2 separate regions of the Homo sapiens genome follow, and region 1 is linked to region 2. The links are chromatin loops, found by intact Hi-C in ENCODE. Cell type or tissue: PC-3. All regions are shown on one strand.

Region 1 (4,000 bases), 67 kb before region 2:
ACATTTATTTTCCTGCTCAACTTCACCAATCATGGACACCAGATGGTTATTGTTTCCCATAAATGAGCCCATTCATAACCGGAAGGACATTAATTAATGAACCCTCATTCAGCCTGTTTTTTCCTGAGTAGTAATTTCAGTTTCTTTAATGGCTCTTTGGAAAGTTCATATTTCAAGTTTGTAATCGTCTTTGTGGTTCTCTTTGATTCTTTGTTTCTTTTTCTCCCCTCTCTCTAAGAGGGAAGAAACTGTGTATTTTTCATAACTAAACTTGTTTCAGATGTTTTCCTGTACATTTTCCAATTGACCAGGTTAGTATTTATTCCTGCTCCTGTTCCCTTGGGTCCTAGCCAAATCTACCCTTGCTTAGTAGCATTTCAAGATTTTACCAGCTTGCCAGTCACCAGGACCATACCCAGAACAGTGGTTCTGTGATCAGACTCCTGTGCATGGTTCTTAAAGTTGACAACAAGGCATGGAGGACATCACTCTTGACTGTGTCACTTGTGTTTCATGAGTCTATACTGTATTTTCCTAGTTGTTGATTTGTGAAATTGAATAAAAGTATTTATTAGACATTATTTCTATTGTATTCCACCTATATACTAGATCCTTCATTATGTGATAGATAGTTTAAGGAAAGTCTATGGGGCCATAAAAGGTACCAACAGGATCCTCTTCAATGTGATTTTACCTTTGGTCTCTTCTAAAGTTTTTGTTGCCTGAGAACAACACACAGTGCTGCAGGGAATATTCATTTCTAAATTGTATATAAAATAATTATCTATTTTGTATAGTTTGTTCACCTTCACATCTTGTTAAAATCAGTGACTTCATGTTGGTAAAATCTGTTTTTAGACTGGAATTTAGAAAGCAGAATTTATTTGGCTTAATATACTGTAGAAGTTGGCATTATTTCTATTGGCTATTTTTCTACAATTTTTACAAGATGTATGCAACTTGAATGCCAGATATAATGTTCCTAAAGTAGGAAGAATAATAAAAATTGTGTATAAAGACTAAATGAGTTGTTGAAATTTTGTGGAAATGTAGATTAGAAACAAAGACAGGAAAAGCTACGATATGAACATTATCAAATATTAATTTAGCTTTATCATCATATAGCCTAGTGTTTCTCAAAATATGTGAGGATGATATTAGATGGTTTATAGGTCAGTATTTCTTATTTTAATAATTATGCATTTATTTTAATGTACATTAGAAAAAGTATAATTAGCACACAAAACCTGTGGGTTTCTTACATATGTGAGAAAAAGTTTGCTTTTAACATAAACGACTAAAAATAGTGAGTTGATTTAATGAATTCTTTTTTTTTTTTTTTTTTTTTTTTTGAGACGGAGTCTCGCTCTGTCGCCCAGGCTGGAGTGCAGTGGCGCAATCTCAGCTCACTGCAAGCTCCGCCTCCTGGCTTCACGCTATTCTCCTGCCTCTGCCTCCCCAGTAGCTGAGACTACAGGCGCCTGCAACCATGCCTGGCTAATTTTTTGTACTTTTTAGTAGAGACGGAGTTTCACTGTGTTAGCCAGGAGATTTAATGAATTCTAAATAAATAATATTGGTGGCATGTATCTATGGCAAAAATCATGAAGAAAGATGCAAATGGCTCTTGGCTCTTGACTTTCATTTATTGGTTTCACTTTTTACAAAGCCCTGACATTTTATCTTTAAAAAATGTATGATATGGTTCTTCTAAGGAAACAACTATGAGTAAATTATGAGTCACCTTCCTGTTTCACTTTGGAAGATTGACCATTGAAAGTCTATTTCCAAGGAAATTAATCCCAATTTCACTTGAAGTTGTTAACTATCTTATGGAAGCAGAAGTAATTTATGTTTTCAAGTTGATGCATTTAATAATATCTTTTAATAATTTCCCTTTATGTTTAAGGATTATTCAGTATCAACGTTTGAAGCATTCAAAAGCAAATAGGCTTTTTTAAATGATGTGTTTTGCAAAGCTTTTTATAATGTAAGATTTTGGTCATTCATAAGAATATTGAATTTGAAAATAGACAAAATTAGAAAACAGAAAACATTTTGTCAGTGTTTTTCAAAATTACAAAACAGAAAACTTATTCGAGTGTTTTTCAAAATTAGAAAACAAAAAGCATTTGTGTGTGTGTGTGTGTTTCTGTAAAAGAGAACGAGTAAAATGCCAACTCACTTCTAAGACCCTCTGCTTACCTTTTCCAGCAAAGTTTGCAAAATGATGGACTGCAAAGCATTATTTCCTTTTTTGAGGCCAGGAATTGCTGTGCTCATGCTCGCTTCTGGCTCTGGGCATGTGCCCAGACACACTGCTTCCATCTATAGGAACCTCTAAATTCCTTTCAAGAAGTAATTAGGTGACAGCTTTAGTCATTCCTTAATCCGTTTGGAGCTTTTATCCTTAAAGAATGTGTAATTTATTCAATAGGCCCATCTAACTTTTTTGTTTACTTACAATTTGCCTTTTTGAATTAACTATTATTATGGCCGCTAGATCTGATTAAGTTATGCAAAACTTCCCATGTGCAGATAAAGACATAATAAAGAACATTTGGTTTGGGTAATTGCTCTTCTATCTTTTCCTAGTTCAACATATGCCAAACATAATCCCATCCAATGCACCGGGTTTGAGGCATGTAAGGAATTTTGTATAATCATTCTTCTCCTTACAACACTCTTGTGAATTTTAATTTCTGACAAGCTGAGGGACTTGGCAAGGCACTAAATCTATTCTGACTTTAATTATTTCATCTATGAAGGAGTAGGAGGGTTGACTAGGTGATTGCAGTAGTCCTGTAGGGGTGTGAGGGTGCTTGTAAAAGGAAGGCTGACTTTGATATCATGTTTAATGGAGGAAAATGTTCATAGGATGTTTTGTGAGTTAGTCAATTGGAGCCTTAAGAGGATATTGTAATTTTAAAAATCAGTGTATCTTCAATTCCATGTCCAATTGACATCTATTCTGTTAATTACCTAATGACTTTATGCATTGATTCACTTTGTTACTTAAATAAGCTTATATCAAAAAGAAAATATATTGTTCTTATAAGTGGAATATCAGTATCATTTCCCATAAATGGTCGGTGATTATAAAAACAATTGCAAACAAGGGAAATCATGGTCAACTTCTACATAGACACTGTCTACTAAAAGCTCTGCACTCTAGTTCTGCTCTCGGGACTTAAAAAGGTTAGCAGGGCCTGAAGAGGTGTTTAAATCATACCTCCAACAACTAACTTTCCTCACCTGGAAGCCTGAGAGAGAACTGAAAGTGGAATAATTCTCTCTATATGGGATTGGATGTTATTTAATGATGTGGACAATGTGCCATTTAACATCATCTTGGTTCCCTGCTCAGCACTTCTTTAACAATGTTACAAAGGATCACAGCTGCTGAAATCCTATACAAATTCATGATTGCAAGGAACTGTGATCTCAATAATTTCTTCTTTGCCTAGCTTGTTTGAAAGCTGTCTTTTGCATCTCATAATGCTAAGCTTTCAGGTTCTGAAGATGAAGAGTCACTTAATTTTAGTTGCCAATCAGTACTCACAAATGAATAGCACTTTAAGAAAAAGTGTGAATTTGTCAGCGTGCGCAGTCCAAAGTCCACAAGACCTGCTCATGCTTCTGCATATTTGGGTCATGAGGTCACACCAATTTTTAAGCTGATAAAATAGAAAAAGTCTGTGCTTCTAGCTTAAGGGAAAGCACTACCTTGTGTCGTTTATGAAGATTTTGAATCTTATATCAAACACTTCATATATAGTCAACACCCTATGAGGCTATTCGAGGAGAAATTCATTGCTATTTGGAAATAATAGCTTCTGGAACATATCTGTGTTCCTTGGGATAATGAAGTTCCCACAAATGTTGGGCACACACCCCCTCCACAAAGGGATTCACAGAACTGCTCCTTCATTTGGAGTCTTTCACACCACGCTATGGCATCTCTGGCTAGTAGAAGTAAGACTGCTTCTGAGCTTTAAAA
Region 2 (4,000 bases):
AACTAATACACAGTGTATGGATAGTGTTTGAGGACCACTAAGCCTGGCCAGTTTTGTTGAAGAAATTACATAAGACAGGCAATATGAAAATGATGAGACTCATATTAACGTATATATAGTAGGGGCTCAAGAAAAGGTATTTGGCTACCAAAAACAACAAAGGCAGCAATAAGAAAACTACATACTTGCCTAATTTCTGGGGTTACGTTTTCTGAGACAGTGTATTATCTTAATTAGGTAAAATTGACAAAGATAACTGTCCTGGAATGTTATAGATGGTCCTTGTTTTGCTCTCTCTACACCTTCCTACAAAGGAATTGGTTTGATTCTTGAGGGCTTCCAGCTACCTCCTTCAGTTGTTTATGTTTTCCTTATCTTTACTGAGAATGGTATTGCTATTATTTAACACACACATACCCCATTTAGAGCTTTGCATTGTTTGGTACACCTTATTTTGAAAAAGAGCTTTTAAAAATAGTGTTTTCTTATTGATTCATATTATCTTTTTGATCTCTATTTATAACTTATTTTCCTTTTCACTATTCATTTTAATCTGAGATATTGTATTACCTTTTATTTGTTTAAATTTTTTATTTTTCTTTCTCTATATTGAATTTTGTCCCAATTCCTGTTTTCTTTTTAATGATAATCTTTTTTGCACTTATTTTGTTCAGTGTATTTTTCTACCAACCACTTTAGCCTACAATTAACTTATTATCTTTGTGTTGATATAGCTCTTGTTTATATTTTCCTTTTATTTTATTTATAATTTTGTAACTTATTTTTATAATTGTAGCAGGAAGTCTGGTCTTTGGTGGATAGGAGAGCAAGTCCACTATAAAAGGAACAATTGTGGGCCTCTTTCTCTCCAGCCAACTCTGCAAGTCTTGTTCTTAATAAAGGTCATATTCTACTCAATGTTGATTCTCAAACACACACACCTTTCTGAGTATATGTTGGAGACACTTTTGAAGGACAGTCATAGCTCTCCTTGAAAAATGGCAGTGAGAAATGAAAGTGTTTTCTCATGTCATGAATGACCGCCACTTATTCTAAAGTCCTTGGGAAAGGTGTGCACCTGCAGGGCGTGGGCAGCCAGTATACTCACGGCTGCCTCATGGAGGACCGATTTGGTTCCCTCGATACCTTCCAGGACCAAAATTATTTTCTTTGATAGGGCTGGAAGTTATTGGAAAGTTCCAGATGTTCTTTGAAAGCTGAAGTTGTTCTTCTAAATTTTAGTTTCACAAGTCTTTATGAAATCTAGGTTTCTGAAGATACACTTCTTTACATTGAAGATTTTGAGACTCAGTCAGCTTTCTTGGTTATGATAAACAAAAATGGGTCCTGGTTAACCAAAACCAAAAAAATAATTTACCTGGAATATATTGGGATAGCACCCAAAGATATTGGAAAATTGAAGAACCAGGTTCAAAACATAGGCAGGACCAAGGGAGACTGCCCATCAAGAATTCTTATTCAAGTTCACACCATAAAAACAGTCTGGTTAAGAAGCCACAATTAGTGGTACCTTCACTTCTCCATCAAGGCTAAGGAGTTTCCCATCAATAACTTTATAACTGCATTGGCATCCCTATTTTACACCCTCTAAGATCCAAAATCCTGTCCAGGAACATTCAACTGGCCAGTTCTTAGTCATTTTCTCTTACTCTGGCTGCTAAGGATAGCAAGGGGGAAAATCTCTCTTTGACTTTTATGGTGGGAGGCAGATTCCTAATGTAGAAAGAGTGTTAACAATAATGGTCAGTTTAAGTATTGCAGGTGTACACCATAGATGTCCCTTCCACCAATTGTGGTATAAAGGCAGCAGATGTTTAGGGTAGGTTCACCTCTGGGCTTTACAAGCCACACCATACAAGCAGCTATCTACTTTGGCTATACGTCTGCCTTCTTGGAGTATCCCTTTTTGAAGTCTCTCTTCTGTTGATCCTTAAAATAATTTACTTAACAATGGGACAATTTTCATTGCTTTTCTCTCTTTTTTTGTATAGGATCATATATTCTTAAAGCTGGTAGGGGTCTTAGAGATAATGGTATCAATTCAATAAGGATATGTTTTTACCTATAAGTAATGGAATACCCAAATAAAAAATAGCTTATATAATGAGACATTGTTTATTGACTTCTAGGCTGATGATTCAGCAGCTAAAATATTTGGCAGCACTCTGGGTCAGATTCTGTATAATCTTAGCTATGTCATGGTTTGCATGATGGCTTTCACAGTTGCAGGCATGAAAACTTCCAAAGGCATGTAGTTAGGAAGGAAATTTATTTTCAATAGCAATGAAAACCTTTCCCAGAGTGCCCCAGGCAGAATGATTGGTTTCATTGTATAAGACTGGTTAGGTGCCCATGTCCTAGCTGCAGGGGAAGCTAAAGAAATGAAAATAATTATGTTTATTTTCTATAGTAGGAGATGAGCTATAACAGCAAGAAACAAGCGGAGAGAATAACTCCTGGAACCAACAGTGTTTGCTTTAGCATCCAACCCAGTGCTTGACTTTTGAGAAATGAGCCCCATAAGAGTTAGGCAATTGCCCAAACTCACAAGATTAGTCAATGATAGATCCAGTAATGGAGTTGGTAAACCTAATTGAGCACTCCTTCTATTTTGTTTACCATTCTTCTAACATTCAGTTCATTCCTATTCATCCAAAAAGTTGTTTCTGAAGGACAAAAATTAGAATTTACTTTTCAAGTTGTCTGTGTCATCAAAGTCATCTTTATGAAATGAGGTGTGTAATATAACCCCATTGGCTAGTTGAATTTATGGAATGTTGGAGCATTTCATAAGGGAGTTTTTATCAGGGCAGATTTTATTTTATATCTTCCATGGCACAGTTTCTTGGACCACTATGTATTGTGTGCAAGTGAGCAATTTGCCCATCTGTAGTAAAATGTTTTGTTTTCTCTGAACAGCTAAGATTAGGGATAACATATTGGGAGGAGGAAGAGAAAGAGAAAAACAAAGAGAGAAAGAGCTGTAAAGAGATCAGGTAAGTATAGAAAATATATCAGATTATATTTTGAGGCAGGGCCAGTCCAATCTTCTAAGTTGAAGACTGGGCAATCCAGAGGCCCCTGGGCTCCTTTCTGGCTATGTTTTTGAAGGGCATTTAGAACATCTCATCCTTTTTGCCCACTTGTCTCTATGATACACAGTGTTCCAGCCACAGTGCTCCATGACAGATGGAGATAGTTTGAGTACCCTCTATGATACACAGTGTTCCAGCCACAGTGCTCCATGACAGATGGAGATAGTTTGAGTACCCTCTTATCATGATTGCTTTAGAAGTGGGCAATTATAGCCACTAGAGCATCTATGTAGATTTTATTTTGTTTCAGTGCTAACTAGGTTCTGAAGGTTGAGGACCTAAAATGAAGGAGAATACAAAAGATGTGGAAAGCAAGCAAACAAATTTATAATGAATTTCAAATTAAATAATAATAATAATAATAATAATAATAATAATAATTGGAAAGGAGGAAGAGAGGAACGGCTGAACATGTGAAAACCTACAGATATATTATGGTAGGATACAGAGTCTGGGTCTGTTAAAGATATGTTATTGCCTGTTCTTATACACAGAGTTTTTAAAACTTCTGCCCTATCTAGATCCCGCTTAGACAGCCCTATCTACTTTGCTACCTTGGTACTTTCTGGGCTCAGATGATTGGGCTAAGAGGAATGCCTTACGCAATATTTGCCTATGCATTAATCTGCAAATTTTGTAGCCTGGCTTGAAGAGATGAGCTGGATTAATTAGACTCTGACTCACATACTTTCCCCCAGTTTCTCTCCCTTCTTCAGATTTGAATTGAGGGACCAAGATTGATACTAGTTAGTGAGGGGTAGAAGGGCTAGAACTTTATGATATGGAGGCAGGACTGCTGGCTACATTGAGCCATGTGCAAGGTGAATGAGAAGAATCAGCTCATTGAGAAAGGCAGATGCACCAAGCTCAGAGAGAAGTAGAAG

What was found. Hi-C counts contacts between places; a loop is a spot of excess contacts. Peaks named below come from ENCODE experiments on the same cell type or tissue, not always from the same donor. Only the 100,000 strongest peaks of a DNase experiment are listed, where the experiment ranks them.
Region 1: it touches region 2 in a loop (3-fold over the local background); 1 of 110 quality-filtered maps calls a loop at or near these places.

The regions. Positions count from the first base shown.
Region 1 is chr10:50,848,460-50,852,459 of GRCh38, forward strand. The region is part of intron 3 of A1CF (APOBEC1 complementation factor); the gene reads right to left. Among named protein-coding and RNA genes, the nearest start is that of A1CF, 35 kb to the right of the region's middle. RefSeq lists a silencer at 1,396-1,596. In PC-3, no CTCF peak of the experiment used is centred here; a DNase peak (open chromatin) is centred at 1,742.
Region 2 is chr10:50,915,502-50,919,501 of GRCh38, forward strand. No RefSeq gene overlaps it. Among named protein-coding and RNA genes, the nearest start is that of A1CF, 32 kb to the left of the region's middle. In PC-3, no CTCF peak of the experiment used is centred here; DNase peaks (open chromatin) are centred at 2,200 and 3,720; H3K27ac peaks cover 433 bases.